Linked DNA regions of Mus musculus: regions 1 and 2 are each linked to region 3. The links are chromatin loops, found by intact Hi-C in ENCODE. Cell type or tissue: left cerebral cortex. All regions are shown on one strand. Region 1 has its middle 59 kb from the start of Slc4a10. Region 2 holds the start of Slc4a10 (solute carrier family 4, sodium bicarbonate cotransporter-like, member 10). Region 3 overlaps Slc4a10 (solute carrier family 4, sodium bicarbonate cotransporter-like, member 10).

What was found. Peaks named below come from ENCODE experiments on the same cell type or tissue, not always from the same donor. Only the 100,000 strongest peaks of a DNase experiment are listed, where the experiment ranks them.
Region 1: it touches region 3 in a loop (8-fold over the local background); 24 of 42 quality-filtered maps call a loop at or near these places.
Region 2: a loop joins it to region 3, with 3 times the contacts of the local background. A loop is called at or near these places in 2 of 42 quality-filtered maps.

The regions. Positions count from the first base shown.
Region 1 is chr2:61,983,050-61,991,049 of GRCm38, forward strand. No RefSeq gene overlaps it. Among named protein-coding and RNA genes, the nearest start is that of Slc4a10, 59 kb to the right of the region's middle. In left cerebral cortex, CTCF peaks have their summits at 4,272 and 7,172 (motif pointing right); a DNase peak (open chromatin) is centred at 4,095; H3K4me3 peaks cover 197 bases; H3K27ac peaks cover 1,558 bases.
Region 2 is chr2:62,042,578-62,050,577 of GRCm38, forward strand. It overlaps Slc4a10 (solute carrier family 4, sodium bicarbonate cotransporter-like, member 10), which reads left to right and starts at 3,938. Exons shown (of 26, transcript NM_033552.3): 1 at 3,938-4,115. The coding sequence starts at 4,068. In left cerebral cortex, no CTCF peak of the experiment used is centred here; DNase peaks (open chromatin) are centred at 3,960, 5,277 and 5,713; H3K4me3 peaks cover 2,902 bases; H3K27ac peaks cover 2,426 bases.
Region 3 is chr2:62,282,105-62,290,104 of GRCm38, forward strand. Slc4a10 (solute carrier family 4, sodium bicarbonate cotransporter-like, member 10) reads left to right here. Exons shown (of 26, transcript NM_033552.3): 16 at 4,698-4,859; 17 at 6,604-6,717; 18 at 7,806-7,967. Among named protein-coding and RNA genes, the nearest start is that of Dpp4, 130 kb to the right of the region's middle. In left cerebral cortex, a CTCF peak has its summit at 3,933 (motif pointing left); a DNase peak (open chromatin) is centred at 3,161.

The sequences.
Region 1 (8,000 bases), 300 kb before region 3:
TCTTATGACTTTCTACATATTTTAAGATGTTTATGGCAGAAATTATATACTGTGGTAGATGGAGCAGCAGACTAAGAAAAAACATTTATCATTGATATGCTACTGCTTACTTGTTTGTGACCTTGAGAAAACCAGAAACACTTTTTATTATCTCCAATATATGCATATTAGGCATGGTGTGATTTTAAACATAATTTTACCTCTCATCAAGAAAATTTCTCTTTGCAACAGATGGACACCACTACAGAAAACTACATCCATTAAAAAATGCATTGTGGAGCCCAGTCCCCATGGACACATCTACAGAGCACTCACACCTATGGCCTAGGGATCATTTATGGAAGAGAGGATAAGAAGATTTTAAGAGCCAGAGGATCATGAAATTTGTGCTATAGTAAGTAATAATAAGTATTGTATTATCTGTGTGATTGTGTCTCTTAATAATATCAAAGCTACACCCATTAAAATCTTACCATGAAAATGATTGGGGAAACATGACCTGGCACCAGTGGATTTACCAACATGTTTGGGAAAAGCCCATGAGGCCTTAATCCTATAGGAGGCACTATAGACAACATAGGAGAGCTGAGAGTCAGAGAGATGGTTGGTCTTCATCAGGGAATGGCACACCAATCTCTTGTCAAGTGCCAAATAATCAGCCTTAAAAACACTCATACAATTGACACTATAATTATATTAATATTGTAATTATATTTTAATCTCAAAAAATAAAATAAAAATTATAATATCTTTTCCCTTCTGTTTCCAATGTGGCTTATTTGGAAAGGACCCCTATATGATTAGTAGCAACTTTTTGTTTGAACTCCTTCTTGAATTATAAAAATTATGAAAACTAACACTGAGATGAATTTTTGTATGTTTATGTGGTACATGTGCATGTCTATGTGTTTGTTATGTATGTTTGGAAGCTTGGGGTCAGTGTTGGGTATCTTCCTCCATTTCTTTCCACCTTACTATGAGACAGGGTCTGAAGTCTACTGATTGGCATGGCTTGCTGACTATTAAGTTAAAAAGGTCCACCTTTCTTCACTCCACCCCCAGCAGTGGGATCATAGACACCTGAATTTCACACTTTTCCTGTGAGTGAAGAAGATATGAATTCTGCTCTATACATGCCTGGTAGAAGATTTACCAACCACAATTCCCCCCTTCTAAAAATATTATATTAGTTATCCAATTAATCCTGAGTTAGTATTAATCTAAATTTGAAAAAAAAATGTTGGAAAATGGCAGCTGGATTTCTACTTATATTTTTAATTCATAAGTATTAATTGGTTAGGCACTAATTCTGATAAACTATAATAATGAATGAATGATATTGTATGACTCACAAACAAGAACCAGGTTATATTTTGCTAGTCAAGCTTGAGTATACTGTTCTCTGCTAGATGAAAATATATCAATTCAAATGGTTAGAACAGTAATAACATTAGTGATTTGTTTAAACTTTGAAAGTCTTCATGTGATTCTGACAGTGAGAGGCTAAAAGGACTTGTATCCACAAAACCTAATTCACTCAGATATGCATTGCTGCAGATGGACCTCAGTTGGGTCCTCGATCCGCAGGAAAACTCGTCTTGGTTCTGGTTACAGGCAAGCAAGGAGTTGGCTGAGATGACAAACAGACAACGACACAGAGAGAGTATGTATCTGAATGTATTTTTTCCAAGCAAACACCAGACTTTTAATACAGAGGAAAAACAAGAAAGCTAGGCAAATACATCCACCAAGGTACAAGACACAAAACAAAGAAAATGCATACATAAAGGCTGGGGGAGCCAGGCGGTGTTTACAACTGAGATAGGAACAACCCTTAATTAAGACCAGCTAAACACAGGAGCCAGGTGAATGCTCTAATGCAATGCTAATCTATTGTTAAACCCACCACCAGGGGTCCTTTAGCAAGTACCTGATAATGTTATTCCTCTGGGCCTAGTGAAAAAAAAACGAGCACCAGGGGAATTCTGTTCTACTAACCCTTTCATGAATAATATTATAATTCTTTCTAAAACCACAACCCACCTATTTCCTAGGCCATTGTGTATTCCTGTGTATGGGTGTGACTCGACTATTGTTCTAAGTAATTACTATGTAGACTAGCCCTGAGCTTTCTAGCTCTTATTCAAGTAAATTATAATGCCTGATTATTTTCACTGTCTCTACTAGAGGTAAATTTGAATGTTACTGAGTAGGTAACATTCTTACTGAATTCCAAACTCAGGGTCGGCTCAAGGACTTTCTAGAACATTGGAACACCGGTGGAGGCTTAGCTATATGCCAAAATCAATCCTTAAAGGCACTTATAATAAAACAATACTGAAAGAGAGCACACAGATCCATACACCAGACTAACTCAGGTACAGGTTTGGAGCGTACATGCTATGGGAATGCCATGGTTCCAGGAGGCTAAGTTTCAGGGAGATTCTTTGCCTCAGGACTGCTTCCAAGTGTCTAGGTCTGTCACGCAAGTCACTACTTGGAGCGGATGTAGCAATGCATGATTCAGGTGAGTTCCTGGATTTGTAGAGTAATTCGTTATAAACATTTCACAGTCAGATGGAGAACTTCGTTAAAAGGGAAATACTTTTCAGTTACTATGTATTGACTATTATTGTGAATATATATATATATATATATATATATATATATATATATGTTTTTATTTAAGTTACAGATGGCAGATTCAGACTAGATGACAGGATAACCTGTGATCATTGGAAGTTTTTCAGGTGGTATGCTATTTATTTATTTATTTATTTAGGTTGAAGTGATTTTAAAATGTTGCATGCTTTGTAGACGTGCATGAGAAGAGGGCTGCTGGGTTTTTATTTTATTCACATTATGCATGCCAAATAAATTTTTCTTTCCTCACAAAGTTATACTATCTTTACATCTTTAAGTCTGTTGCCTTTCTAAGCATAATACCAAAGGCAAAAATCACGAATAAAAAAAAGTGATAGATTTACCATAAAAAATTTAAATCTTCCGTTTGACAAAGTTCAATATAAACAAAATAATTGACCATTGGGAAGAATGGTGTAACGCCTCCAGTGAACCAAGGGACCAAACCATGAAAACTACTCACAGTCCAAAAGCGCAGCGCTGTCTGTAGCTCTGAGAGCTGGAATTATGCTTATTGTTGAGATAAAGAGATTGAGATGTAGAGCTGTCTTTACTCACTAGTGAATTATGAGATAAACACTTGGATTGTCTGGCTCCTGAGACAATGTTTTAAACCTGTAAACCATACATATAAATAATCCTATAGGTTGAAAGACTTATACCAAGTACTGACAATGATGCTCTCTAGATAGTAAGAGTATTAAGATTTTGGTTTTACTTTTCTAAATTTTGACAGCAAAGGAAGTATAAGGTTTCTTCAAGTTACCTTTTGTTATATTAAGTTTTTTAAAGCATCATTAGGTATTTGCAAAAGAAAAGTGTCACACTTTTCATCCTCTTTTCATTCTTGATGAATGGTACACAGTGGGTAATTATCTTGTTTTTAAAATGACCAGTGGTTAGTATGTTATTGTTAGGCCAGCTTGAATGATATGTCATTTATAATTTCTATGTGAAAATTTTCTGGTCTCATTTGTTAAGCAAGTCATATGTCTTTCTTTCTTTAATTTTTTTCATACTTCTATTTATCTTCGGTTTGTGATTGTTTGTGCTGTATATTTTACCCCTTCCCACATTCATTCTGTTATAAAACAGTTTCTAGGGTTCATCTTTTCTTTTCCCTACACAAATGAAAATTTTGCTATTCTACTGGCACAGGACTTTTTGTGAAAATGTGTAACATTATATAACTAAACTGTTCATAATTCATTTAATTTTATTATTTGTTTACTAACTTCTATTGTTACATTTTGATTTCTGTAAACATTGGACCTTTTAGTTATGATCTTTTTGAGTGGTTGGAATTTTTCCTTTTGAGAAAATAATCTCTGTCTCCTCTGATTTCAGTCAGTCAGTTTATATTTGGAAGCATGGCACAGTTCTAGATGATTCAATCTGAAAGAACAAAAAAAGATTGCTGGCACGCATTTCTCCCGAGTGAAGCTCCAATAGATGCTTAGTGCATGATGAGCTTTCTATCTCTGTTAGGTGCATCGTGAAGTGCAAACCAGGCAGGGATCAGAGAACTTGAACTAATGGCATTATATTGTAAGAAAATAAATATTCTGAGGCTGCAGTACATGTCTGAATTATGATAGGTTTTGGTGTTTTGACTTGTTGTAGTTCTAGGATGTGAACACTGAGTGGCACTAAAGCCTAGGTCACAGATGAAATATTAATCCAAAATTTAAGATTCAGGGGTCTATTGATAGGTAAAATGACTTTGGAAAGTACAAATGGAATTTCTTAAAAGTATTTTGAGCATAAATAAAGAAGATACAAACGTTAGTTTTATAAGCAGCGTTTTGAGGAACTGGAACTTAACTTGTGTCTGCAATTTGTTAGAGGGGCAAAAGGCAAACTGCTCTGAAACATCAAAGAGAGCCTCTTCACACTTGCCTCTGAGGATTTCCTATTCTCTTCCTATTTGTGAGGAGGGAGAATACATTCTTAGAAGAGATCTACAGCTAGAGTGAACCTTGAAGTATGTGGAATTACAAATGCTTCTATGCCTAGATTTGTCGTTACACAGTAAATATCACTTCTAAAATCAAACCTAAGAGACAAATTCTGTGTGCTTGTACATTTTTCTGAATTTGGTAGTTTTTAATGGAATTAAAATAAAATTAGAAATTGGTTATTGGAATTTGGTTATTTTAGAAGAAAAAAAGATTCTTAAGTTTTGCTAGTTCTCTGAACTTGAACAAATAAACAAAAAAAAAAAAAGTAAGAAAAAGAAAAAGCACACATTCTGGAAAGAACAGTTAGAGGTGTTCGTCATCAAGTCTGATTACTGGACCCTAAGACTGTCCTCTACATATGCATCTGCTTGCTCTGACACACACACACACACACACACACACATGCATATATACACGTATGCACACACATATATAAGTATACACACATGTAAAAAAAAGTACAAAATAGCAGGCTTTCCTGTGCCCTTTAGATTATTCCTTCCACTCCTACTCCCTGCTCCTTTGTCCTTCCTCTCACCCTCCCCATGCACACATCTGCCCACAGTGGTCCTCTATCATTTCTACATTATGTGTTTTATTACCTTTCCTAGTGTACACACTCAAAGCTTATTTCCCATCTCATAGGCCTCTTTCTAGTTTTTTTGTTCTCTGCCAATGAAAGACCCACAACGTGAGGACTCTCCCACGTTCTGACTCAGGAGAGGCGACACCCCAAAATCACCAACGAGAAAACGGTCTTGTTGCAAATTGCAAGAGGATTTTTATTCAAGAGCGCTCTCGGGCCCACGGTCATACACCACGCAGGGGTAGAGGACTGTGGCGCCCCGAGTAGCTGGGTAAGGGGGTATTTAAAGGAAGAAACCGAAACTCAAGGAAGTGGGGAGGGCTTTGTTGGAAGATACCAAAGATACCAGTTAAGAGTCACAAGGAAGTGTAAAGTTACAAGAGTCACAAGGAATACCTGGTAATTGTTAACTCTCAAGACAGCTTCTAAGAGCCCCTAACAATAGCACATTTGCATTGCAGGTTCTGGTAATGGCCAGGGTGACTTTCTTTGAATGAGCACTCTTTGAACCCAGGAAGCGGGTGGGTAGAGGAATGTCGCTATCTCTTTTATGATTAGCATACCTTTACAAAGGCCACATTCCCAAGCCTGGGCCTAAAGGCCTAGAATTCTGTTTTTACGTTGTTATACTTTCACCAACACCTAAAAAATACAACTTTAACATTTAGAAACCAGAATTAGCATATGAAAAGATACACAAGGTATTTGTCTATTTTCATCTGAATATAGTAGTTTCTAATTCTATACATTATTTTGAAATTTTCTCAATTTTTCTTTATATTTATGCCCTTGGGTTCATTACCCACATTTTCATTATCCATTCATTTATGATGGACGTGTAGCTGATTCCATGTCCTAGCCATTGTCCAAAGAGAAGCAGTGACTATGGATGTGCAAGTATCTCTAGGCTGTAGAGTCATTTGGGTGTCTATCCAGGAGTGGTACAGCGGGGTCTCCTTTTAGTATTGAGCCTCCACACTGATCTCCATAGTGACTGTAAATTTTACTTTTCCACCAGTAACAATTAGTGATTCCTTCTCTTCAACATCTTTGCCCATATTTGTTGTAATTGCCTTTCTTGATTCTGACTGGGATGAGAAGGAACGTCAAAGTAGCTTTAATTTTCATTTCCTGGATGAGCAAAAATGTTGGATACTTAAAAATTATGCTTTGGCCATTTGTATTTCAGGTAGTGACTCCATTTGTAAATTCTTTGAGTTAGTTCTTATGTCACTAAGTTCTAATTATTGACTATTTTTATGACATATATCCTAGAGTGCATGCCACTTGTGTTCCTTTAGTCATTTCAGTATTTCATGTTTTAAATTAAGGTATTTAATTCTGTTTGAATTGATGTTTTTGTGTGTAAAAACTGAGAGATGTGAAACTAATTTCATTCTTTGGCAAGTATATATCCCATTTTCCAGGTTGTCTTTTGCCCAATATATATCTTTTAATACCCTTTATAAAAGTTAGGTGTTTGTAGCTGTGCTGGTTTATCTCTATTATGTTCGACTGCCCTGTGTGTCTTATTTTTGTGTCAGTATTACATTGTCTTTGTCACTATAATTTGTAGCATAGTTTGAGATCAGATAATGCAATACCTCTACCTATGTTCTTTCTGCTTTGGATTGCTTTGTCTACCCATGATCATTTGTGTTTCCATATGAATTTTAGGATATCCTTTAATAGATCAAATGTCATTGGAATATAATTGATACTCCATTTAGTCTGTAGACTACTTTTGGGGTAAAGCCATTTTCACAATAGTAATTCTGACAATACAGTAGTGTAGGTTTTTCTATCATTTAATGTCTTCTTCAATCTTTATATTCAATGTCTTTAAGTTTTTCATGTAGAGGTATTTCAGCCCCTTGCTAGGCTTATACCTGCATTTTTTTTTAAAAAAAAATCAACTGTATGGCATTTATTTTTAAAAAGATTCATTTTATTTGTGTGAGTACACTGTAGCTGTCTTCAGACACACCAGAAGAGGGCCTCGGATCTCATTACAGATGGTTGTGTGCCACCATGTGTTTGCTGGGAATTGAACTCAAAACCTTTGGAAGAGCAGTCGGTGCTCTTAACCACTGAGCCATCTCTCCAGCCCCCTATACCTGCCTTTTTAAAACAATTTACTGTTAGTGTATATAAAAGTTACTTATTTTTTTATGTTGATTATGTGCCTTGCATATTTTTCCTACTAATTTATTTATTCACTTTACATACATACCAGTGGAAGCCCTCTTTTTCCATTTCTCCAAGTTCCACCCTCACAAATCCCTTCCCCCCATTAATCCTTCCCTTCTCCTCAGAGAAGGGAAAGCCCCCTTATGTTCCAACCTCCCTGGGAAATCAAGTTGCAGCAGGACTAAGTATCCTCTCTTTCAGAGGCCCAACTAGGCAGTCCAGGTAGGGGAAGAGGATTCAATGGCATGCAACAGAGTTAGAGACAGCCCCCACTCCAGTTGTTAGGGGACCCACCTGAAGTCCAAACTGTACATCTGCTACAAATGTGTAGGGTTTCCTAGGTCTAACCTCTGCATTCTCTTTGCTTGGTGGTTCAGTCTCTGTGAGTCCTCATGGGGCCAGGTTAATTCACTGTAAGTTTTCTTGTGGTGTCCTTTACCCCTGAGAGTTGCTCAATCTTATCTCCAAGTCTCCCACATGAGTCCCTGAGCTCCACCTAATGTTTGACTGTGGGTCTCTGCATCTGTCTCCATCAGCTGCTGGATGAAGGCTCTCTGGAAACAGTTATGCTAGGCTCCTGTCTGCAAGTATAACAGAGTATCATTAACAGTGTCAGGGGT
Region 2 (8,000 bases), 240 kb before region 3:
ATCTGTAATGGGATCTGATGCCTTCTTCTGGTGTGTCTGAAGACAGTGACAGTGTAGTCATATAAATAAAAAATAAATAAATCTTTAAAAAAAAAGAAAACAGTTTTTTTTTTGAGTCAGGTAAATTCAATGCAGTGCTTTGATTGATTCATCTTACAAATCAATAAAATATGTTTTAAATTGCTCAGAACATCTGTACGTGTCCCAGTAGATATAGACTTGCTGGGACAGAGCATAAAGAGAGGATATAAACAGTGCTGGATGCGCTACCAGATGCAAAATGTTTTAAAGTCATTGCCAGCCTAATGTTCAGATATTTTATATTAAAAAAGCAAGGGACTTTGAGATCCAAGCTAGAAATCCAATACTTAAAAAAAAAAACCTGAAAAATAAATCTTTTTTTTTCAATATTAGTGTTGGTAGTAATTTCTAGAACCCAGTGTTTCCTTCAAATACATTAGATGGCCTCTTGTGCAAGGTAAACATTGTGTTAATGGGAATATCTTATTCCTAGATCTTAAAATAGCAAAAAGAAGTAGGAACTGAGAGTACACTGAGTGCAGTGTGGTTTGTACACTTGAGAGAGGAGATGAACTTGAGCTCAGCAAGAGGCTCAGGATGCAGGACAGATCATGGAAGGAAGCTCACACAGAGATTATTTCTCTTTCCTTACCAACAAAGGGATTGGTTAGGACAGGGCAGCTAGAGATGAGGTTAGCTCATTGTTCAATGCTTTCCCTAGTGCCTCTTTCTAAGCTGGACTCCGGCTGATCCCTACTCTCATTTCATTCTTCAGAGAGGAAAATTCCACTTTAATATTGCTGCAGATGACAGGAAAAATATCATTAGTAAACACAGTATCTGAAACTTAATAGAATGAAAATAAGACTATTGTCACATTCTTGTAGGGTGTATAGAACATTACTTTATTTCCTTTGATGAACTGAGTCATACAGTTCTTAATATGATGCTTCCAATCTGGCTGTTAGGCTTCAATAGATTCTTACTGGATTTCTAAGCAAGAGAAGCCTATTTTTAATCATCTAGGTCAGTTCTCAACCTTCCTAATGCTGTGGCCATTTAATACAGTTTCTCATGTTGTGGTGATCCCAACCATAATTTTTTTTTTGTGACTGTAATTTTGCTTCTGCTCTGAATTGTGATGTAAATACCTGATATGGGGTAGTGCCCCACAGGTTGAGAACTGCTGATCTAGGCTTAAGGGGAAATACTATGGATTAGGAATTATACAGAATTCACTTTCGAGCAAGTTTCAAAACGGAAACCCCCGGATAATTTACCTCCTAGCCTCCACCAAGAATGTACAGATAAGATATACTCATGCATTTCATATTTCCTTATGCAGTTTGGAATTTCTCTTCTCTTTTATTTCTCTTTACCACCAGAATTTTGAAACCAATGATACTGTGCTAGAAGACTGTTTTCTTAGTAAAAATTCCATTACCTAGTGATGAGTGAGCACTCTCTCTCCAGCTATTGCTCGTTTTATATGAGTTGGTTAGGGTATTTATTGATCCACTATCTCAGGCTTTGGCCATTAACTTTAAGATATTTTATGAAATAGATATAGTAGGTTAAATGAGGATAATTTCCTTTTTCTTCTTTCATTTTTCTAGGCAAGTATTTCATGCTTTTGGATCAGAGATATATAGAAAGATAGGATTTTTAAAAATTTATATTACACTATTTATTACTATTGTGTTATATTTCGTGTATATCTGTGAGAGTTTGTTTTCTCCTTCTACTCTGAGTGTTCTGGGAATGTAGTCTGTTCCTTCGGCTTGATGGCAAGCACCATTTCCTGCTGAGCCATCTTATTGACCTTGAGCTTTAGCAGTAGGGTCTGGTGACTCCTATTACACTGGAACTGTTGGTAGAGTACCAAAGCAATGGTTGTTCCAGCAAAGCACATTCAGAGTTTATTAATACATATTGTAGAAAATGATGATTAATAGGAATTTAAATGCAATTTTGTTTTTATTGTCTCACTTGGAATTAAGAGTCAGAATTTTGGGGGCTGGCGAGATGGCTCAGCAGGTAAGAACACTGACCTCTCTTCCAAAGGTCCTGAGTTCAAATCCCAGCAACCACATGGTGGCTCACAACCACCCGAAATGAGATCTGACATCCTCTTCTGGTGTGTCTGAAGACAGCTACAGTGTACTTATGTATAATGATAAATAAATCTTTGGGCAGGAGGGAGCAGGGACTGAGCGAGCAGAGGTCCTAAAATTCAATTTCCAACAACCACATGAAGGCTTACAACCATCTGTACAGCTACAGTGTACTCATATACATAAAATAAATAAATCTTTAAAAAAGTTTTAAAAAAAGTCAGAATTTTCTTCATTATGTTTAAATTAATTTAGAAAAAATATAAACTAGGTGACTTAGGATTAGTTACTAAATAGAAATTAATGTTCAAAGGACAGTTTTATTATGTTATTCATATAAATCATTTCTGATTGTTTGTTACGGTTATGTGTGTGGGTAGGAACACTTACTTACTCATCAATTTTTTTGTAGAAAATCAAGTTGAGCCCACTTATTCCTAGTCAAATATCTTAAGATTCAGTTCCATTGTATAATCTAAATGTCCTATGAACAAAACTGTTACTCTTAACATTACAGTATAAAAACTAGTAGTTTCCCAGAAAGCAATAAAAACTTATTTTAAGAATTGTATTGAAGATGAAAAAGTTATCCATAATTCCATCTACAATAAGAGATATATAAACTTTAGTGTATTATTAATATTATTTTATGTAAATTCCCACCATTAAGGATTATAAAATCTGGTGGCTTTTTAAGTTTATAATAAATTATAGCCATCCTCTTTTAGCTCCTAAGAGATTTTTATTTTTATATACTTTAAACTTTTATATTCTTAGTCTGAGGTCCAGGGATAGATGGATTTCATTACTTAAAATAGATACAACCAGGAACTGTTTTGGCCGCCCCCTATAATCTCAACATTTAAGACTAAGAGACAGGACGATAACCATTTCAAGGCTACTCTTTGCTTCTTACTGAGACCCTCTCTCAAAGACCTAAGAGATGGACATACAGCTCAGCGGTAAATATTTGCCTAGCATATCTGAAGCCCTGGGGTTGACTGCACATTCAGAAGACAGATCCCATAATTAATTTCAAGAAATATGTATGCAAAATGAATTCCATAATTATTTAAAGAATGTGTGTGTAGACCATCGCCAATGTCTTTTTTCTAATGGTGTTCTTTGACTCCTCTCCTTCCATGAATTACTTAACTAGTTAAGGCAAGGAATATATGCCTAAGCTACTGATCAGATTTGCCACCTTTTAATTGACCTTTAATATATTTTAGTCATTGCTATTGCTATTGTCAGAATATTTTCCATTCCTGTCTGTTTTGAGAGACAAATTTTAGAAAAAAATCCTTTTTAATAGTGTATGACTTGCCAGTTTCTCACAATTTAAACATAGTAAATGTCTATTTTACCACTTACATTTTTAAGTTAGTGAATGGTTCAAGCTCACTGACATTCTAATTTTGAAGTCATATTACCTCAAATATCATACTAAATGATAGTAGGTAAGAGAACTCCTATTTAGACTTTGCATTGACATCACCATATTTGAACTATTATTTCCTATTGGATTCTGGAATGCAGTGAGTGTCTTAAGGTGTCAAAATCAGACTGAACTGGTTAGAGGCCAGCATGAACTCATTTGTTTAAGAAGTTATCATCTCAGGCAAAATTCTCACTGCCCTTTGGACTTGTAGCATCATCGTCTGTACTTTATACAAGTATCCAGGTGTGGGCAGTGATTCAGGGCTTGGGGATCTCTCTTACCGGCCCAAGGATTCAAGGCAATCAGTGCAAAACCTGGCCAGCAGCCCGAGTGAGTAGGAGCCATGTGACTCTGGTGAGTTGGAGTGTGCAGTTGCCTCCTGCTTCAGAGCTACCTGATCCGAATACTAAGCAGAGCGAGTGCCCGGCTGAGTGGAAGACACTGAAGACACTGCAGAGCAAGGTGCTTTTTTTCCAGAGGTGTTACAGAACATGGAGATTAAAGACCAGGGAGCCCAAATGGAGCCGCTGCTGCCTACGGTAAGAGACAACCTGCTGTCAAATAGATTAACCGCTTTGCTGCTGAACCTGTCAGGCAAGTGGTACGCTGCTAGGTGCTGGCAGAGTGTACTTTTGGGGTGGTGGATAGCTCCCACAGCATATGGACAGGGTCTCCTCCCATCTCCGGAGACCAAAATGCTTAAAGCAGAGCACATGCTTTTTTTTTTTTTTTTCCCTCCTCAATATGGATGCAGCATGGTGATGAAATGTCTCATATTTGTTGCTGTTTGAAGAAATGGCTAGGGTTTAGCAGCAGGGACAGTTATGTGTCTTTCTCTCTGCCTGCTATTGCTTATCTTTCTGTTTCCGAAGATTTGCAGTGCTGACTCAAGCTCCTGCAAAGAACCCCCAAACCCCCTTATCCTATTTAGCCCTTAATACATTTCTTCCTGTGCTCCATCCTCAGGCAGTGAGGTGAGGGAATCTGCTGCTGTTTTGAAGCTCTAGAGATTTGATCTCAGCAGAAAACGGGAAAAGGGTCGTGTGTGTGTGTGTGTGTGTGTGTGTGTGTGTGTGTGTGTGTGTGTGTGTGTGAGTGTGTGTGGTCTGTCAGTTCTTTCTCAAATGGACGTGTGCCACAGTTCGTGTATGTGGAAGGTATGCGCTTTTGGAGACAGGCATACTATTCACATATGAGTATCTGAAAGGTTCCTGAACTGTCATTTGACATTAGCCCATTTGTTTATCGCTGGGTCCGTTAGCCGCCTGCTTGATTTAATATTTGGTGTGATTGATTTGCCTGTCTTCTACACAATCCCTCTGTCTGGCGCACAGACTTTGACTTAAGGCAGCATCCCTTTTAGTCTGGGGCAGCTCAAGGGAGGCGTGGGTGAGGGGTGGGAGGAGGTCAGTATATACATGGTGAAGCGGAGATGCCAAACGTTAGCTCCTAGCTTTCTATCAGCGTGATCATTGCTCAGAACAGCAGAAATCTCCGCAGCACCAAACCATGTAAGAGAGAAGCTCTTCGGTTGTGACCCACCTTGCAGACTAGGACCGCTGTAAACTGTCCTTTTCCAAATCCGTTCTCATCTTTCTAATACACAGTTATGTGATTCCGTAGAAGGATAGAGCAATTTCTGGGCCGCTGATTTAGGGCCTTAGGCTGCAGCCGGGTTCTAATGCCGCAAAAAAAGATCCCGGTTTGCTTCCTGCATCAGCTGTGGCTACTGAGCATGCCCAGTGTTCCCCAGGACACCAGGTTTGGATAGGGAGGGAGCAGAGAGGTGGGAAGAACACCAGTGTCACCACGAAGAACAGAGCCTAAATTAAGAGCAAGGACAGTGGTGGGGGGTGGGAAAGGGTGTCAGATAATTGGCCAGCACTGTCGTAAAGCTAGAGCCATTGTGTGTGTGTGTGTGTGTGTGTGTGTGTGTGTGGTATTTAAAAAAAACGAGTAAAAGATTTGTGTACCTTCTTAACTTGAATAGATACATAAATCGTGCTTCTGTGGTTATTCGGAATAAATAGTCTTAATGATACCAGGAGCTGTTTGTTCTGTAAACGACAGGAACTATACACAGGAATTACAGGATGGAGATTTAGGAAAGATTAAATATAGGGGGGAAAATCCCTTTTGTGGCAGGGGAGTGGATGGGGGTTGGGACTTGTCCTAGAAAAGCAGGCTGAAGCCAGTTTGATGTGGCTTATGGATTGTCACTTGGTGGGAGCAGTTAAAGGATTTAAGACCAAATGAGGATTATCTGCAGGGGTTTAGAAATGGATGACTTTACTGGGCTATGGGTTTGTGGCTTAAAAGAGCAAGGAACATAAAAGTTTGGCTAGAAAAGAGGAACTATCATAGAAAAGAATTAAAGGCCACATTTAAAAGTTTTCATTTCCTTGGTGTTAATGGATAATATAGAATAGTTTTACAGGTTAATGGTAACACAAGAACCATGTTAGCAATATGTTTTTAAAAAGCCTAAAAAATTAGGAAAAAATGGTGGTTTTGGCCCGATTTTATATTTGTATAGTGTTGTTTTTAACTTCTCCAATTGCTTTAATCAATAGAAAAAAAGGTCATTTCTGCTATGTAATAAATAAGAAATTGAGGCACATGGAGTCCAAATAAAATGTTGAAGGTTACATTGTAAGGAAGCCAGGCTAGACTATAGATCTTCAAAAACTAGTTAAAAAAAATCACTCAATATTTTTGTGTTAGATTTTTTCATTATAATTTTTGTTTTTTATTAGATATTTTCTTCAATTACATTTCAAATGCTATCCCAAAAGTCCCCTGCCCTTCTCCCCAACCCACCCACTCCTGCTTCATGGCCCTGGCATTCCCCTGTACTGGGGCATATATAGATTTTTTTTTTTTTAAATCAGGCTTACTGCAATCAGTTTCCAGTCTCTTTTTATGTATGTTTATACACACACACACACTGTGTATGTTTATATGTATATAAGTTTATATTTATACATTTATATGTATATCTATATATACATATGAAGAAAAAGCAATATTATTTAGGAACATATTATATTGAGGCCTGGTATTTCTTTTTTTTTTTTTTTCGTGTAACCTTGGAACACTTAGGTCTTTCAGTTTACAACTGAAAAATGGAAATGCTATGGTATATGCCTTTTCATTTCATTTTTAAAAATATTTGTTTCTTTATTTCTCTGTATGTAGGGTGTAACTTCACTGCACATGTGTGGAAGTCAGAGGACAACTTGTAAGAGTCAGTTCTCTCCTGTCACTGTGGGTCCTTGGTATTAAATAAGCTCAGGTTCTTGGGCCTGGCAATAGTCACCTTTGTCAACTTATTTATCTCACAGGTCTAAGGCCACATTTTAAATGTACTTTGACTATATAGGTTAGCTGTAGAAGGATAGTGACTCATTCACTTAGCTGCCTCTGGGCAGAGATCTGTCTATTTTATTATTTTATTTGTGAAAAAGTAGATAAGGTTATCTTAGGAAATGGAAAATGTTAGAAAAAGAGAACATGGATTGTCTAAGTAACATTTTTATTTAATTTGATTTATAATCTAAGTTATAATTTTAATTTAAAACAAACTTATTACACATTGCTGCTTTGGAAGACATGTATAAGTAATGAATCCCAAGTCTTACTTGAGTATCTATTCTAGAAAGGTAGACTCTAGGAATAATGATATGCACAGGGTATTGTTTGTGAGAAGGGGAGGGGATCAAGAATCTACATGTTGTAAGCTTATGGTAAAAGTTTTGAATTCAGATTAAGAAAGTAGGATAGTTTAAAAAGGGAAGAAAAAAATCTGGTCCAAGCAGTCAGTCTAATCAGAGTTAGAATGTATGGTTATCTGTTTATGACATCCTTTTAGTTTAGGCTTTGATGATGGCTGCTTCAGCTGTACCTACATCTGATCGACAGGTGTGCAGTTCAATGTACTGAATGTGAATGGAGACATGTGAGCACACTTTCAGCTCCACTCTTCTCATGTCTCAAAGGGCATAAGGCAATGCTGCTTTCTGAGTGCTGCCACAGCAGTCTCTTCAGTGAGTGCTGGCTAAGATTCACTACGCACGCTGACACTTGAACCTAGGAACTCACACACTGAAGTAAGCTCTACTACTGAAACGCATTCCGGTCCTGTGTTATATTTTTAGATAAAGAAATGTAAGTTGAAGATTTGATTGTTTTTTTCAAACAGTGTTATTCTGCAATCCAGACTGGCCTCAAACTCAAGGAAATTCACTTCTTCAGCATTGGAAGGAAGGGCTGGAGTTGCAAATATATGCCATCACACCTGGCTTTAATGCTTTTGTCGTAAAAATTGCCTCACATATTCCTCAAAACTAAGGGTATGTTAGTTTTCTTTAGGAACAAGGAATAATTCATTTATAATCCCACTTACCATATACCACGTGCCCTTC
Region 3 (8,000 bases):
GCTTTGTTTTAAAGTTCCCCAATTCAGATATCTGCCCATAACTGGGGCTTTTCATTCCTTTCTTTTCATAGACCTGCATCCCTCTGAAAGTTTACAGAAACAGAAGAAGGGTACACGTCAACTAAAAACATTAAATACTAATTAAAAGAAAAAGTTCTCTTTGTTTCTCAACAGATTCCTAACTTCTATTTTTATTCTGAATTCTACTAAAAAAAAAAAAGATAGGCTAGATCCATATTTCTACGTATAGTGGTTGAATTCTGTACCTGTGTTTTATTTCCTTATGCCTTTATTTGTAAATGTTTTCTCATGGGAACATTTCTCAGTTCTTACTCTTTACTTCATGTGTGAACATCTCTTAGACTCTGTATTCACAGGCTTCACTCATTTCTGTTCAGTGAAAACATAAAATTTGGGTAAAACCCAAGTGTTCTGCTTTAAAATAAGTATAAAAATCCCTGAGTAGCCCCACTTTCTTTCTGTTTCTTTCACTTATAATCATTACTATCCAAAACCTTTACCACCCTACCTACCTGTATGTTCTCAAATTTCTTTATAGCCATCAGCACAAACAAATTCTACTTCATTTGATTAATCACATACTATTTTAGTAAGTGATACAGTTAATGGAACATAGAAATATTTTGCTATAAAATCTCATAAGCCTTTAAATATATTATTTGAGAAGGATATGACCTTCTACCTTTATATATTGGGATTATAATATAATTACATTTCTCCCTCCCCTTTCTTTCCTGCAAGCGTTCCCATATATCCCTCCTTGCACTCTTAAAATTCATGGCCTCTTTTCTATTAGTCATATTACATGCATATATTAAATAGTTTAAGCTATGTCCAAGTATTCTTTAGAATAGTTGACTTGGAGATATTTTTGACTATACTCATGTATGCTTACAGAGTCAGAAATCTAAGTATACCAGCTTGCCATAAAGTTGAATTAAATAGCAAACATTTGAGTGAACATTGTTCAACATAATCATTTGGTGTTTATCAAACATTTGACCCTTTGATTTTGGTTCTTTCCCCTTACTGAGGTATATTCTGTTGTATATGTTCTTTCAGAATTAAAAATCAATTTACTTATTCTTGGTTTACAATTTAATCTTGACCTATATTTTATGATCTTTGTTTTCTCCTGCTCTCTGTCTCTCTTTAATCTTGACCTATATTTTATGATCTTTATTTTCTCCTGCTCTCTGTCTCTCTGTCTCTCTGTGTATGAGAGAGAGAGAGAGAGAGAGAGAGAGAGAGAGAGAGAGAGAGAGAGAGAGAGAGAGAGAACACATTAATGTTAAAATTTGTAGGTTACAAATTTTGCTTTTTACATCTAGGCATCTTGAAAACAGCAGAGCCCCTTGCGTTTCTTTAGAATAAACCTCCACTTACTCTTGTCTGCTGTTGTGGTCAACATTTATTCTTTTCAACCTATATTTCCCTAGAAAAGTAATGCAACCAGGGTTCTTGTTTCCAGAAAACCATTTAAATTAATCAGTAAAGGAAGTGATGGTGTGAACAAGAAAGGACAATGCAAATTTAGTGAGAAATTAGATCTGGGGTTGTGGTGGGGTCATGGTGAAATCATGGTGGAGTCATAGTGAGGTCATGGTAGGTGTGTAGGCAGTGAGTGGTGTGCTTTATCTACAAAGCTTCATTTTGGGTCACGTATTTCTATTTTCTCTTGATCACAAATTCAAAATAATCCAGTCTGAATTATTCAACCAAATTAAGTCATGTGTTGTTTTTCTCTAAATCATTTAATGCAAAATAGTAAAATTTATTCTATACATTAGCCAATCCAATTGATGATGTTAGCCACAAGTGAGTTATTTCAATTTTTTGCTTAAGAATTTTTAGTCAATATATCTAACAGTGTCTCCCTTTCCCCTCTTCATACAGAGCCTCCCACCTCTCTACCCACCCACCCTTTGAAAATAGAAGTTTTTGTACAATTAGAGGGTTATAAAAATATTTTAGATGCAAAACAAATTTAACACTTTATGCCTTATTTTAATTTTTAAAGTTCTCTACTATGAATTAATGTTACATAAGAAATGTCATATCATTTTCATCAGTTAATAGCAGATATTATTTTATTTCATCATAATATATCTTATAATTACTAACTTATACCTTGATAACTCAGTAAGGCAGAGAATCAAAATCAAAGGGCTAAATGTTTGGTAAACACCAAATGATTATGTTGAACTACGTTCACCTCACGTTTACTGTTTAATTCAACTTTATGGCAAGCTAATAGACTTAGACTTCTGTCTCTGTGCACTTACACAAGTACATCAGGAACATCTCAAAGCAAGGAGGGATATATGGAAATGTTTGGAGGAAGGAGGGGAGAGGGGAAATGTAATGGTATTATAATTATTGTTATTATATTGTAATTATATTTTAATTACATTGTAATTTCAAAAATCTTTAAAAACTAAAAAAGAAGGGAAAGTAATTATCAATTGCTTGAAATTTGTTTCAATGCTTTTTAGTCTCTTTCTATACATATATATATATATATATATATACATTTGAAAAGACATTAATAATTTCACATTCATATCTTCAAAATATACTAATAATTTCTATTTTAATTTTTACCAATTTATAGAATTGTTGAAATAGAATGTGTTGGAAGAGTAATTAGAATCTGTCAGCAAGTATCTTTTGAGTACTTACTATATTGTAAACCATGATAGACTAAAATGAAAGAAAGGCTTTGAAGTTTGTTTGCACGTCCAAAGGACTCCTTTTTCCCCTGTCTCTCTGTCTCTTCATTTCTTTGACTCTATCTCTGACTCTGTTTCTATCCCAAACCCCTCTCACTCTGTGTGTGTGTGGGGGGGGGGGGGTATATGTTGGACATGTAGATAGTATAAAGCTGAAAATAAATGTTGAATTCTGTAGTTACTTTTTACCTACAGAATTTACTTTTTAGAATCAGAGCCCCACCCTTGTTTCCTTGAAAAACAAGAAATAATAATACTTTACAGTTTGCTTTGAGTTGAGATAGCTAGCCTTGGCATTGGCGGTTATAGATAGGCAGTTGAATAATCTTTTCTTGCATCTGGCTTCTTAGGAGTAGAGCATCTGACCCACCTACATCCAAAGAATTCATAGAAGCCTTTCAGACATGCACAAAAGACTGCAGGTGCTCACAAATCACTATGTGCTGTGTGGGACTCCCACTTCCTCTGCTTAGACATCCTGGTGCACGTAACACTGCTTAGCAATTGTTCCAAGCATTTCTAAATGCACACAAAAAGAGACTGGAAATGTCAAAGATTTTTTTTCAAAATTTATTTATTAAGTTTAAGAAGGAAAATTAAAGCTATAAATAAGGCTAAGAGGTTTATTATTATTATTATTATCATTATTATTATTATTATGCAGTTCTTCAGTAGCTTAGTTTCTGTTCTCTGAATCATCTTAACATGAATAATTGAAATTTAGCTAATAATAAAGACAGTGTGGTGTCTGTTACATGGCTCTAAGTTATTCTGATTTTTCAAGAACCTTTAGACTCAGTACCTATGTCAAGAAGAAGTTGGTTGTTGCTTGCTTCCGGATGACAATGTGGCCACTTATTTATTTTAAATATTTCGGAGGAGTTTGTTTTATTCTAGAGTGAACTCAGGCGCTTGAAGTTTGGTTCAGTGAAAACAGCATATCTCTAAATTTTCTTTGACTATTCCACAAAGCAAGTCTTGTTCAGGGTCACAATACCTAGATGAATAAAAATTTTCCTGGCTTCTTTAAGCTGATATTTTCTATTTGTTTTGAATACAGTAATATAATTTTTAGAATATGAACGTTTTCCAAGATGACTTAGAAATATTTTTTCCTTTCAAAATATTTAATGCTTACATAAAATGCTGTTTTTCCCCCTTGAAGTTCTTTTTGACTTTGCTGCCACCTAATGGCTAAGACAGTAATTAATTTTTTTCTTTTTCTTTTTCTTTTCTTTTTTTTTTTTAACCTTTTTTTCCCCTTAAAAAACAAAACATAACAAACAAACATAAAAGCAGAAGAAATTCCGTGGGAAAGCAGAGCAAGCATGACCCTCTCCTTGTTCATGTAGGAATTTCTTTATCATTTCTTATTTGAATTCAACAATTACCGTATACGATTCAAATTTCCATTTCTTTAAATATATATCATCATTTTTGTTATCTTTCATAGCCTTCTTAGTATTGTTGAACTAGTTTTTAAAAATAATTACTGTTCTGCACTAGTCTATAATGCCTACCACAAGAGCGGTGCATGTACCCAGCTCTACCACATAGCATTAGTGAGGCTGAAAAAACATTGCTTAGTTTCTCCATGTCTCAGCTTTCTCTGGTATCAAATATAAATGAAAATATCTGTCTATGGTGTTGGTGTGAAAAAAACTAAAATGACATATTTAAATGCTTTATTATATTTCTGATGTTAGTACAAACTACATTATCAAACTTATCACATTTAAAATATATCTGTTATCTTGAACTTAATCGATGTCAGATTTAAACCCTATCCAAGTAGAACTTGAAATCAAGTGTCATACCTCTTAAGTTCTCTGTGGGAGCCATGGGTGAGCAGTCTAGGTGTCTCAGCTGCGTTTGATAGGGTGTTAGTTTTCTGAAAGAAATGCACTAAGTGTTCTTTACCAGTTGTGTTTCCCTTCCTCTCAGGAGTGCAGATCACTGCACGGGGAGTATGTCGGGCGAGCCTGTGGCCATGGCCACCCCTACGTGCCAGATGTTCTCTTCTGGTCGGTGATCCTGTTCTTCTCCACAGTTACCATGTCAGCCACCCTGAAGCAGTTCAAGACCAGCCGCTATTTCCCAACCAAGGTACTTGGGTTTAAATATTTCTGATCCAAATATAAACTAAATATTCTACATGCTCAAGGTTAGGGGAGAGTTACTGATGGAATGACATGAACTGGTAGAAAGGTTCTGAGAGAACTGGCAAGCTAGATTTAGGTCCTAGAACAGGGCTGGGAAGAAGCCCTTTGTGACATAGCTACCAGAGGTGGCACAAGCTCTTCTGCTTTCCTTCAAACTGAAAGGTCAACACTTCCCTTCCCATGTACAGATTTGGAAAGTCAAAGCATAGGCCATATTAGTGATTGTCACTTTCTTTCCCAGGGAGCAGTGGGGCCTATGCCAGCCTGACAGGAACCAGTGTTACAGTCTCTACATGGAGAAGCCTGGCACTGTGCACTAGGACACAATTTTCTTTTCTTTTTTTAAATGCATCAGTCCTTTACCCTAAGCCACCATGCTTGTATCTGTATATTTGAGAAAGGAAACAGGGAATCAACTGAGTTCAATATTTAACACTACAACATAAAAATCTGTGAGGTCTGAGTCCACCATGAAAAGGTCCAGGATGAGATTTAACAAACACACACACACACACACACAGACACAGACACACACACACACACACTCAGACACACACACACTCAGACACACACACAGAGGAAACAAATGTTTTTCAGACTGAGGTAAATATCTCAAAAAAATTCCACTTTGGTAAACAAGAAGAGTTCCTTCCAGAGACTGCTGCTTTTTCGGTCACTATCTTCTTCACGAAAGTTAACAGGCTTATCTCCTCCACCTTTCAGCTGAACCATTCTCTATGTCAGAATCTAACGACTTTGTTCATGGGTTGCAACAGCATACTAATAGAAAGCAAATGTTACTGATAGTTTTTAAGAGTAACTACTCAAAAATGTCCTTGGAGAGCTTGGGAGATGGCGTAGTCTGTGAAGTGCTTGCTCTGTAAACATAAGAACCTAAACCCAGGGTCCAAGAACCTATGGTAAAGGGCTGGGGGTGGGGGTGGGGGTGCCGGAGAGCTGGGTGTATTGGTGCACACCTGTGGTCCCAGAGATCACAGTGAGATTGCAGGGGGAAAGAGGTGAATCCTTCGTGTGCCTTTGCCTGAGCTATTGGATGAGGTTCCAGGCCAGTGAGAAATGGGGCCAGCATCTCAGGAGGTTTTTCTCTGACTTGCACATGTGCACCATGAACTGTGCACCACTGCACAATGGCTTTCTACAATGAGAAATGGTTTGAAAAATGGCTTATATAAAGTTCATTTTATATCAAAGAAATTTTTAAATTTGCCTACATCATTGTGTATATTAGTAATTGTCATACCTTAAGTAATTAAAACACGCTTCTTTAATAAAAGCAGGTAATGCCATTTAGTGGTCCTTTGGATTCATAATGTTAAAATATAATGTGTATTCAAGAGACCTAAAATTCACCTGATGCAGGCCAGACAACTTTATTCTGTGTTCCAAATTTTCACATACTTGGGTTTATAATAGATACTTTAAATGAATATGAAAAAGAAAATGACCACCATTATTTCAGTTCAATAAATCTTTATTCTGAAAAAGTGTGGGTGAGAGACATAGATGTATTCAGACTGTAGCATAGCATAGCTAATGATACTATGTTACAATGTGCATACGGAGTAACATCATGATATTATGTCACAGCGGTCATATTCAAGACTGCTCCTGAATATTTCTAGTTATTTATAGCTCCCTCAAAGTAACAATATTTTCATTATTTTTAGGTTCGATCCATAGTGAGTGATTTTGCGGTTTTTCTTACAATTCTGTGTATGGTTTTAATTGACTATGCCATTGGGATCCCATCACCAAAACTACAAGTACCAAGCGTTTTCAAGGTGAATTTATCTAGCATGTAACATCTATCTGCTTTTCTATTCCTCTGTATCTAATAGATGATCTGTGACCCAGTATAAGAAACTTTTATGAGAACATGAGCAATATGCATTAATAGATTAAGAAATAAATTGTTGTCTGGTATTAAAAAGAATAATAAAATTGAAACTTCAAGACTGCTTAAACATTTCCTATCACCCATTAGAGTTGAAAGATATGCAAACAGTACAGCATGCCTACAAACCAAGGAAGCATTCTGAAACTGAGGGACATGCATTTTTGTGAGGGAAAACTGCAGAGTGAATAGGGTTTGAAAAACAGATACTAGGCTTGGGATAAGTATACCAACCATATTATGATGGCAGGACAGCCCTTGATGCCAGCAAATTTACTGCCTCAGCCTGTTTTCTCATCTGTCAAACAGAGCTAGGGACTTAATCGGAGAATCATTTGCTGTCATAATGAATTCCTCTGGGACTCATTTCCAGCAGCAGCCCTGTTTTGAACCTTTTGCTGAGCTTATGATATGGCTCAGTTTCTGGTTTTTTGTTTTGTTTTGTTTTGGTTTTCATTTTTCATATAGTAGCCTGTGCACACACCTGAAATAAGTTACTATATTACACCAAAACCTTCTATTTATATATCCACTAAACTAAAAGAAAGCTCTGCCTTGTTTCTAGCATAGTGTACAATGTGCAATCTTAAATGTAGACAAATTTGCATACAGTAAATAGTAGGTATTGGTGTTACTTATTAAATACAGGTATTGATTGAGAATGATGTTTTAATTAGTCTGCTGGAGTTAAAATTTGACCTCAATTAATTATTAACCCTGGAACCTTAGACAACTTACTACGGCACTCTATGCCTCAATTTCATCCCTACTATGCTATGAAGAGAAAATGGGTTAAAAGATAAGACACTCAGAGGGGTGTCCTTAGTTATGTGAATGCTCCGCGAGTTTATTACTTAGTGAATGCTCAGCCAATCACTTCATAATTAAGAGTTCCATGTTTATATCTGTATGACTTAGTTTGGTTAGGTATTCATCAATCTTGCTACTGATATCTATGGTTAATTTTTTTCTCAGCCGACCAGAGACGACCGTGGCTGGTTTGTTACACCTTTGGGTCCAAACCCATGGTGGACAATCATAGCTGCCATCATCCCAGCTTTACTCTGTACTATTCTGATTTTCATGGACCAGCAGATTACAGCTGTCATCATCAACAGAAAAGAGCACAAGCTAAAGGTATGTATTTAACATCCATTATAATACAAATGA